Regions from separate parts of the Homo sapiens genome. Here region 2 is linked to region 1. Evidence: chromatin loops called from intact Hi-C (ENCODE). Cell type or tissue: IMR-90. All regions are shown on one strand. Each heading gives the region's core, and the rest is flanking DNA. Links, peaks and the distances in the headings are about the cores only.

The links. A loop is a pair of places that touch in the nucleus more often than their neighbours do. Peaks named below come from ENCODE experiments on the same cell type or tissue, not always from the same donor. Only the 100,000 strongest peaks of a DNase experiment are listed, where the experiment ranks them.
Region 2: it touches region 1 in a loop (13-fold over the local background); 1 of 110 quality-filtered maps calls a loop at or near these places.

The regions. Positions count from the first base shown.
Region 1 is chr14:74,668,269-74,673,645 of GRCh38, forward strand. AREL1 (apoptosis resistant E3 ubiquitin protein ligase 1) reads right to left here. Exons shown (of 20, transcript NM_001039479.2): 10 at 4,809-4,950; 11 at 4,563-4,684; 12 at 3,140-3,215; 13 at 2,494-2,603; 14 at 1,679-1,858; 15 at 1,381-1,506. Among named protein-coding and RNA genes, the nearest start is that of AREL1, 42 kb to the right of the region's middle. In IMR-90, for the core only: no CTCF peak of the experiment used is centred there; DNase peaks (open chromatin) are centred at 2,653 and 3,733; H3K27ac peaks cover 711 bases.
Region 2 is chr14:74,498,100-74,503,437 of GRCh38, forward strand. It overlaps LTBP2 (latent transforming growth factor beta binding protein 2), which reads right to left. Exons shown (of 36, transcript NM_000428.3): 33 at 5,120-5,287; 34 at 4,554-4,835; 35 at 3,342-3,491; 36 at 84-2,930. The coding sequence ends at 2,785. Among named protein-coding and RNA genes, the nearest start is that of ISCA2, 7.0 kb to the left of the region's middle. RefSeq lists enhancers at 2,005-3,000, 4,410-5,104 and a silencer at 2,687-2,981. In IMR-90, for the core only: CTCF peaks have their summits at 3,251 (motif pointing right) and 4,227 (motif pointing right); a DNase peak (open chromatin) is centred at 3,282.

The sequences.
Region 1 (5,377 bases), core at 272-5,271:
GAGCCCTGAAGCACAGCTTAAAACCATCATCCAGGAATATTTGTGTAGAGTGACCAAGGTTGTCTCCACAGGTGAATGAAGTTACAAGATCAGATTTTAAGACAACAGCATGGTAGCAATAGCATGCTACTCCACAGCAGGGATTCTCAATGGATCTAAAAATGTAAAACATTTTTTCTGTTGGTATGCACAATCCTGGATTTTTTTTTTAATGTAAGCATTTCTATCTAGGAGACTGAGAAATAAATTATTAAGATTTAGTATTCATATTAAACACAATTAAAATGAGCACTACCCTGGGTCTGAGGACCCTAATTCAGTGTCCTATTGACTCTAGCTGCCTTACCATGCCAGCTCAGGAAGTTGGGTCTAATCCCATGTGTACAAAGGCAGACAGCTGGGAATCCCATAATTTCCAGAAAGGATATCTGATTATCAGTATAGTGGTACCAATGGTCACAATTTTTCAATCATTCCTATTCTGCTTTTAACTTTAAATTTACTGCAACTTTAGCGTCATCATTATCATTTGATGCTGTTTAACACCACAATGTAAATAGAAGCACATGCATCGGAAATATCTCTGGGCCATCATTTTCTAATAAAAAGTTTTGGTTTTATTATTTTGAGATAGGGTTTTGCTGTGTCACCCAGGCTGGAGTGCAGTGGTGCAATCACAGCTTACTGCAGCCTTAACCTCCTGGGCTCAAGCGATGTTCCAGCTTCAGCGCCCACTTCCTCCCACACTACCCCAGTAGCTAGGACCACAGGCACACGCCACCATACCCAGCTAGATTTTTAAAATCTAAAAGACAGGGTCTTGCCAAAGTTGCCCAGGCTGGTCTTGAACTCCTGGTCTCAAGCCATCCTCCTGCCTCAGCCTCCCAAAGTGTTGCAATTACAGGCCATGAGCCACTGCGCCCAGCCAAAAAGTTTAAAAATACCCAGGCATTGTGTTAAAATAGGAATCACCTACATCACTACTGCAAATGTTGACACAGACACTGCCATCTCTTCCAAATCTGCTTGTACAGTGACACTTCACCATCATTCAGTTATTTTTCAACTGGAAGCAGGACTCGGTGGGATAGATGGAGATATGTGTCTTTTGCTTCACTCAAATGGGCTGAGATCATAAAGCATAGGATGCAATGTCCTAAAGCTGTGCTGTCCAATACAGCAGCTGCTAGCCAAGTGTAGTTATGTAAGTATACATTAACTAAAATGAGAAGTTCACTTATTATGTCACCCACATTTTGGGTGTTTAATAGACAACACAAATATGGAACATTTCCACCACTGCAGAAAGTTCTCTTAGACAGTCCTGCTCTACAGGAAACTGGAGAACATAGGACCCAGAGGCTTTGTCCTCTTTCTCACCTTATCCAATTGACCTGATTTATTATATTTCTCTTCTGCAAAGACCAGCTCCATCTCACTCATGTCATTGTTGAGGATAAAACAAACTTTAGATTTGTAGAATTCTGGGTCATCTGTTTCAAAGTACTGAGGAGGCAGAAAGACACAGAACAGAACATGAATACTCTTGCCCTGAAAGGTGTAACTGCTTAGAACCACTTATCCCTTCAACCTTAAAAATTATTTACAAGCCCAGGAGGAGAGATTTCAGGGTTAATGGCCAGGGGCCTTAGTAGGAAATGCACACCCAAGATGTTACCTTGTAATGCATACGCAGTCCTATGATTTGGGCCAGGAAAGAGCGGGTGAAGCGAGCTCGGACCAACTGCTTGTAGGCTCCTCCTAGAGAGGACTCATAGAGACACTTGCCCACGAGCCGTCCCGCAAACTCATACATTTTCAGGCGCAGATGAGCGGGGCGATTAGGGTTGGGATGCACCTGTCCAAGAAAGAGACTGAAAGGCCCTGGGCCATTTTTCTTCAAGCCCAGTTCTGGAAGGACCCTTCCTTCCCCAACCCCATGCCAAAGGAACAAGATGTCACTGTGAGGATCAGAGCCCATCCAAATGTTAGTTTTTTGGTAGCCACCACTGAGTAATTCAAAGTGACTAGAAGATAAAGGGCAAAGGTGGACATAATTAAGAATCTTATATTAAGTTTGTGGTTAATCAGCAGATGATGTGATGCCTTTTCCCTAAACCAGAACTTCTTTCAGCCAAAGTGTACTTCTCTACTCCTGACACCTTTGTCTAGACAAAGATCTAGTACAGGAATCATTTGCTTCAGGTATGTTTTGAGAAAGAGGCTTAATTATTATAATAATTAGTAGAGTAGACATTATACTATAATGTTTTTAGTCAAATATTCAGCTGCCTGCATTTTTGCTTATTTTACAGATGAAATAATAAAGGCAAAGAGGAGAAAGACAATCTGATTAGCTTATATTTTAAGCAGTAAAATTAAGAATAGGACACAGGTTGTCAGGTTCCCAGATCAGTTTCATAATTTTGAATCCTTGTTAGTCTACCCATGATAACATAATCCACATTTTCCACCCACCCGTCACCAACTCACTAATGCTTGGTTGTTGTCACTGAACCGGGTGAAGAGCTGATTGGTGGTATCAAATAGTGCTTTGCAGATTAGCTCAAACCATTCCCGGCGAGGCCCTCCCCAGTCCAGAGCTGAAAAGCATAATGAAAATAAAAAATGACTCTGCCCTCCCTCCTCTTACCACTTTTGTTTATTGAGTCATCATTTTATACTCTCCACATTCCCTCTATTGTACTACTCTGGTGTTTCTCCGTTGCGACTCATCTAAACTGTGGTCCTTTAGAAATCCCACCCCTTTTTGTAGGATTAATGGTATTCTGATCACTAAGGAAAAGCCCCCTAGTATGGAAACACCAGAGGTCGGAGATCCCAGGAAATGGACATTTCTCTCAAGGTAACCACGGTTCAAACACTTAGAACTCTCTCTCCAAGTCCCTGTATGTCTGTGTACCACAAGCTCCTCAATGCCATCCTGGCCAGTAAATACTACCCTTTTTTTCTTGACTCATGGTTCCCTTTTCCTTGGGGAAAAAAAAACCTAGGTTTTTTTTTTTAGGGAGTGAGTAGGAGGTAAGAGTTGCTTTTTTTTTTTTTTTTTTTTTTTTGTGGAGAAGGTGCGAGTGGGGAGGAGAGTTCAAAAAGATGAATATAAAATTTCAAAACTGACCTTCTTCATCCTGGAAAACAACCTCAAAGTTCTTGCTCCAATCTGAGATGGAGAAATTCCGAGTGGCTTTCAGAGACTGAAAAGAAGTGAAAGGAAGGGAATTGTCAGAACACTGGCTGGTGTCCTCTGGATGTTAAAGACAACACAAGAGCACTGCCATTGTCTGCTGGACTAACTACGACTGCCTGAAGGAGATATGTTACTCATAAACAAGCTTTAATGATACCACCTGACATTTAAAATGCACATAACTTCAAATTTAAAGTTTTAAAAAATAATCTGATTTGCCTTTACATCATCACTTTGTTGGAAAGCTGAAGTTGTTTTTTTCTTTTCCTTTTGTTTTAAACAATCCTTGTTTTAGCAATGAAAACATTCTTGCATAAAGAAGTAAAAAATGACTCAAGTCAGTAAGCTGTAGGCAAAAGAACCAAGGAATCCTGGTTTTCAGCAAAGTATGATCTATCCACTAGACATATTTATCCACAAGGCTAGGTTCAGACAGCGAGCCATGCCACACGGAGAATATGGCTGAGAAAACGGGTTTCCAGTCACACCTACCAGAGCCAAACATCACAAACACTTTCTGGACAGGAACCAAGCCTTCTCATTCCTGGGGAATGTAAGAACTATGCCAGTGTCTGTGCAGTGGAGACAGACACACATCAGGTGTTCCTTTTCCATCAGACCAAAGTGACAACAAAAATCATTTCCTTTTAATTCAACAAGCGCTCTATTCCAGGGATTCAATAACAAGAAGTTTCTTCTGTAATCACTATTTACACCTGCCCTACATGGGAGTTCCAAGGGACCCATTCAGTAGATTTGAAGGCCAGTAAGTAAACTGCTCTTCCCTCGATAACATACCTCCAACAAAACTGCCCCAAATTTAGTAGAATCAAATAGAAGAACAGACATATGTAAAGAGAGAAATTTAGGTTTCAGAAATTTAGTATATCTGTCTTTTATAAGTATATCTGTCTTTTATAAGTATATCTATATCTTTACTTAAACAGAGAAATTTAAGTTTCATGAAAAAGATAACCAGATCAGGCATGGTAGCTCATGCCTGTAATCCCAACACTTTGGGAGGCTGAGGCGGGTGTATCACTTGAGTCCAGGAGTTCGAGACCAGCCGGAGCAATATGGCAAAATCCCATCTTTACAAAAAATACAAAAATTAGCCAGGCATGGTGACACATACCTATAGTCCCAGCTATTTGGGAGGCTGAGTTGGGAGGATCACAGCCCGGGAAGATCGAGGCTGCAGTGAGCCATGATCGCACCTCTGCACCCCAGCCTGGGCAATAGAGTGAGACCCTATCTCCCAAACAAAAACAAAAACAAAAACAGTAACCTGCAGAATATAGACATTCAATTGGAAAACTTTGGTATCTGCTGACAGAGATGAAATTTTACCTACCGATTCCAACAAGGCATGTCTGCTGACCTTCAGGGTGACTTTGGAATGTGGTCTTTTCATATGTACCTGCCGAAGCTCTCGCTGGAAAAAGTTCACCTTGTCCTGAAAGGTCTCAGAGCCTCCTGGGGAACAGCAAGATCCATCATTACAGCCTCATTACAAGCCATCTGTGTAGTCCTGCCTCTCCACCCTCATGGATGTGGCTGGGCTCACTACCTTCCCTATAGAATCCCTGTGTAACCTCACCTATGTTCTTATGCAGGGAGCGGATAAAAGTGGCTGCTAGAATGTTCCTCTCCTTACAGCTGAGCTCCACAGGAGGTTGAATGCCATCATCCACCACCAGTGTGAGCAGCTTATGGACAGGGTCAGGACCAAGGTATGAAAACTGGTAAAGAAAAACAAAGAAATTAATCTATAAAACCCTCAAGGCCAGTAAAAGTCCTCCACAGCTCTATCCTGTGTACCAACCAACAACAATAAGTTAGGCTTGTTTTCTCCAAATGAGGACCTACCAGAAATACATTTCATTATTTTTCCCTTCAGTGATTTACATTTCAACATTTAAAATTATTTTAGTCACAGAGACTGCCTTTAGTTAGGACCACCAGCAAAACTACAGACCTTCTAACATAAAATATAAGAAGGGTGATATGTTAAATAGCAATAAATGGCAATACGGTGATATATTAAATAGCAATAGTAAGGATATATTAAACAGCAATAAATGACTACTCCAAACTGATCAGAAGAAAACTATTTTTATAAAATGGCACATTCTAGCCTTTGGGCAAAAGTTTAGATTCCAGAAGCCC
Region 2 (5,338 bases), core at 339-5,338, 170 kb before region 1:
ATTAGCACCTGGCTTTAGTTGTAAATTATAGTCAGATAAATATATAAAGAGAAGGAGCATTTAAGCAATCTTTGGCCAGCAACTGTATTTAAAAATATTTTATTTTTTTTGAATAGGTGATACATATGGTACAAAATTCAAAAAAATACAAAAGGAGATACAGTGAAAAGTCTCCCAATCCTGTACCTATCCACCCTGTCACCCTCCCCACAAACCACCATTGGTTCTAAGAATTTATCCTGCAGATGTAATCCCATAAATTAATGTGAAATATGCACAAGAATATTCATTACAGCATTATTTATAGCAAAAGACAGGAAACAATGGAAACGTCTGTCAGTGAGGGACTGATTAAATAAATTATGGTTTATCCATTCAATGGAATAGTATACAGCTGTAAAATGAAATGAGGCAGCTCTAATTGCAAGTATAAAAAAAAAGCAAAGTGCAGAACAGCATGCATAGTATGCTATTTGTATTTTAAACAAAGGAAATATGTATATATGCATACAATATCTCAAGGTTGGCAGGAAGGTGGAGATTGGAGTGTTGTGGGGGCAGTGGGAACAGCAGTTACGAAGGTGTAGTGCCAGCAGGATATATTTGGGGGATGGTAAGTTCTCCGATGGTGAGGTATAAGGCGGAGTGGCAAGGATGAGGTGAACAGACAACCGCTTCTCTTTCCCCATTCTTTAGACAAATAGTGTTATGTTACATGCTGTTATGCAACCCTCCCTTTTCCCCTTAATTTGTTTTGGATATCTTTCTTAAGGAATTTAGAGCCACCTTTTTTAAGGGTTCCATAGCAATTAATTGTTTCTAATCTTTAGCTATTACAAATGATGCAGTAATAACTTCTTACGTATGTCATTTTATATCTGGTGAAAATATATCTGAAGGTTAAGTTCCTAGAAGTGGAAACTACTGGATCAAAGAGTTAGTGCTTTTATAATTTTGAAGGACATTGCCATATTGTCCTCTTCAATATGTACTTCTGTCAGCTGTTATGAGAGTACCTATTTCCCACATGCTTGCCAGCTAGGAGTCTTAACAAGCTTTTTGATCTTTGCCAATCTGACAGTTTTAAAAAGGATCTCAGTATGGTTTTAAGTTGCATTTCTTTTATTATGAGTGAAAGAATATTTTTACATGCGTAAGAGTGACTTATTTTTGTCTGCTGAAAACATCTCAATTAGTATAGGGACCTAGAGCAAATTATTTAAGCTTTCTATGTCTCAGTTTCCTCACCTGTAAATTGAGAATAAACAATAGTAAGTAGGATTATTGGATAATTAAATGAAATGTATGTATGGCACTCAGCACAGTGCCTGGCACATGGCAAGCATTCAATAAGTTATGTGATGGCTAACAATCAGAGGAGCAGGTAGGACAGGGCAGATTAAATTAAGAAAGTAGCATTCACTTCCATGCTCCAGTCACATGGAGCCTTGTTCATTTACATTGCCATTCATCAGAGAAGTACGAAGTCAGAGCTTTCCTTGTCTTTTAATAGTAAAGAGTCATTTCCCATTGGAACCCATCATAGGCTATCAGCAGAGCTGGCCAGGGAGTAGGCACAGCCTCATCTCTAATATTTAGACTTAGCCAACATGGTAAAGAAATTTAATCTGATATGAAATAAAAACAACAGAAGAGACCAGATGCACATTTCTTTATTCCACCATGGTTCTGAACTCCCAGCTAGTTTGGGTTGGAGTGAGTCTCTGCTTGTAAACTCAGAGGAATGCCTGCCATCGTTTTCTGAAGGGAAAGGGCAGGGGTTTCTGAGTGGAGGGGAAAAACAACATTGGAAATCTGGCTGCTTCTGAACAAGACCACACTGGAAAATAGACTTTTTACTTTTAGCACATCAAACTGGTTTTCACAAAAGGAGATCCCAGAAGAGGTTTGTTTCCTGTAAGAAGCAGTGTTTATGTAATAGAGGTCTTTGTAGATGGGTGCTGTATCCCATGGCAGCCCTTGCTGCTGGTGCCCACAGGCTATCACTGGGCGGATTCAGCTACTGAATATTTTCTTTAGACGTATAAAGCCTTGGCTCCCCTTTCTCATCAACTCCACGTATTTTTCATCATGTCCTCTTGCTGCTTTCTCAGGCTCTTTGTTCTTCTTCATTTGTGTCTCTTACATTCAACAAGCTAATATCAGCCTTGCTTCTCTGAGTGAAGGGATCTTCTGCCACTCCTTGGGGTCAGAGAATGGGCTACAGGATGGAGGTGTGGCAAAATCAGGGCCCAGAACAGATTGGCTGAGTGGTGGTGATGGTTCTTAGGAGGGGGCTCTGGAGTCAGTCCCCAAGCTTCCCCAAATCCTTTCTTGCTCCACAGATTCTGAAGGACCTCCCTAGGGCAGATGTAGCCTCTGTCCCAGTTGTGGGATCGTCAGGATGATGGTGGATTGTGGCTGGAAAGGGGTGTCTGCAGTGTGAGGCCATGGGGCCTTGCATGCTCGCACAGCTTGGGAGGGTGGATGAGGGCCATCCTTTGGTAAGCATCCCATAGCAAGGCCAGGAAAGGTGGTGGACAGGGCCTCATGCGGTGGCTGAAGCATTAAAGCGATTGGTGGTGCTTGAGCCAAGCAAGGGCATGGAGGCAATGACCGAAGCTTACAGCCAGAGGCTAAGCTGGGAGAGATGAAAGCAGGCAAGGCTGATTGGAAACCTCTGGCCTGATGTCACGGTGTCTTCCCAGCTAGGAAATCATCCTCAAGGCCCCTGCCTGTGACTGGAGGCCATTTCCAGGTAGTTGCCACACTGACCCCTGACTGCTACTCCTTGGCAGTGCAGTGGGGGGGCCCTGCCTCAGCCACATATCCCGGGGAGCAGTGGCAGCGGTAGGAGCCCTCTGTGTTCTCGCAGTAACCATGGACACAGAGCACAGCAGGCCCGTTCAAGTCATCACACTCATTCACATCTAAGAGGAAACAAAGGAGAGTGCTGTAGGGAGCCCAGGTGCCTCTGCTGGCTGCCTCCACCTCTCTGGTTAGTAAGCCCTGGCCACTGCCCTAGAGTGAAACCCTAAGTGTGACAGCCAGAGGCTGAAGTCACTTCCCAAAACCAAGCAACTCAAGGACAAAGCAGGGGGCAGCAAGCTCATACCATGCCCAAGACCGTGCTCTCTTGTCCTTGTCTTTTGTCTGGGAACCTGCACGGAAGGGGCTTTCTAAAGCACATAATTAAACCTTCCTTTGGCGCTTTCTTCCCTTCCAGCCTGATGCAGACAGCCCCACTAGGAGGCAGCAGTGGCTCTTCCAGCCTTCCTGAGTTCAGGCGTCTCTGTGGGCAGTGGGCCAGCCTGACTCCTCCATCAGAATTCTGCACTTACCTACGCAGGCCATGTGGGCCGCATCCAGCTGGAAGCCCTCAAAACAGTCACAGGTGTAGCCCTCCCGCACGCGCACACAGCGGCCATTCTCACAGCCGTTCAGGATGCCGCACTCCTCCGCCTGAAGCCCTTCGAAGCCGGCTGGGGGCTCTGGGAGGAGGAAATCGGAGAGAGGAGGAGGCTGAGGGCTGTGTCCAGACTCTCCCTAATGCTGGGACCCTCGCCCTTCTGGACAAAGGGTGCCCCTGTGGAACTGTGGGGGTGGGGGCAGAGAGGATCATAAAATTCTTGTGGAAAGATGCTAGAACAAAAGGCAGTACTCTTGAAAAAAAAAGTATGTGTCATTTTAGATGGGGAGAGGTGCTCTGGGCTTCAAATGAGGGCTCCAGGGAGGCTGAGACTCGCTGCTTCCACAATGCCCGGCTCCTGCTGGGGTTTGGGTGGTCGAGGAGTGTGTTGCTACATAGTTTTTGGGTTTGGGCGTGGGGAAGGGGTGAGGTGTTTTGTTTAAACCTTCACATCGTGTTTTTGGGAAGTGGGGAACAATTGGTAGCAGAGGGGCCTCACTCAACACAAAGCAAAACATTGACCAGATCTACCTAACCCTCTTCACTCCCTAAGCACCCCTCCACCCCATGGAAAAGGCCACACCCTACCCAGAGGTATGGTTTTAGTCTGATGTGGTAGCTTTGCCTGTGGTGGGTACCGTGTGCATGGCACAGTGCTAGGCTTGACTTCCTCATTAGACTCCAAGGCCTGAGTGTTTGGATCGCACCATTCACAAACCGAGTCATCACGGTGGGCCTTTAAAGTCCTTAGAAAACCTTAATCCACACTTCAGGTCACAAGTGTGAATGCTGGGTGTCCTTAGAGCAGGTTATTCTGCAGCCTGTAGGTGGCGTGGAGGGAGAAAAAGACTGCAGTGAACAGCTTTCTCTCTCTCTCTCAGTCCCCACAGGAAGCTTGTAGGTTGGGACAGGGGCAGTGTCCTGTACCTTTTTGTGTCCCTGTGATAGTTTATGACGGAGTTGTTAGGGTCGGACCTGGGCGTATGTACTTGTCTCAAGCGAGCCGTGAACGGGGACCTCTGGCTTGGTGTGTCTTTCCCCTTCCCAGTCCTCACCCTGCTGGCAATATGACTAGCAGGTGGAGGAGATGGAAGTGAAACAGCTTTGGTGCCCACCTCTTCCCCAGTTTTGCAGCAACACAGACCTGGATGGCTGGCCACGTAGTGGGGCTGGAGTTCTGAGGGCTGCAAAGGAGACTCAAGGATGGGTGTGCGGTCCGCTGAGTGACCGGCTGTGTTGGGGAAGGCAGGCTCAGGGACGGTGTCCTCGGGGCCCAGGTAGTTGTAGAAGGGGGCCCCATCTGGGCCATAGATGCTGTAGTGCAGGTCATCGGGCCCGGGGCCATACTCATAGCCTGGCCGGAAGTGGACCCCGGCCTCCCGCTCTGCCTCAATGCGAGCCACGTTGCACAGCTGAGCATAGACCTCTGTCAGGGAGGAGGGAGAGAAGGAGCTGGGTTCTAGCTCCTGCCAGCTAAAGCCTGGCTGGCTTTGTCTCTGGGAGCATGCAAGGACTGGTACCCTCTGGGAGATCCTGGCAACATTCCTCTCCCCACCTCTCCCCTGCCCTACTTTGTCCCCAAACAGCAGGGATGGAAGACAGGGCCTTTGCTCTGCTCCTTCTTTCTAGATCCCCAGTTCCAAGGTGAGGGCATCCCCCTCCCTGGGGCCTGGCCCAGCCCTGCAGGGTATCCCCTTTGCTCCCCCTCACCAGAGCTCCTCGGGGGACACAGAGCACACTGCTGGCTCCAGGCCTCGCCGTCCTGGCAGCAGCATTCCGTGTAGGTGGTGCGGTGCCCACGCAGGGGTTCGCTGCACACATCATTGGTGACTTTTTTCCAGCAGATGTCCATGTGGATGTCGTGGTCAGGGAGGTCCTCTGGTGGCACAGGGCACGGAGGCACATGAGCCCCCCAGCCCAGGTACCCTT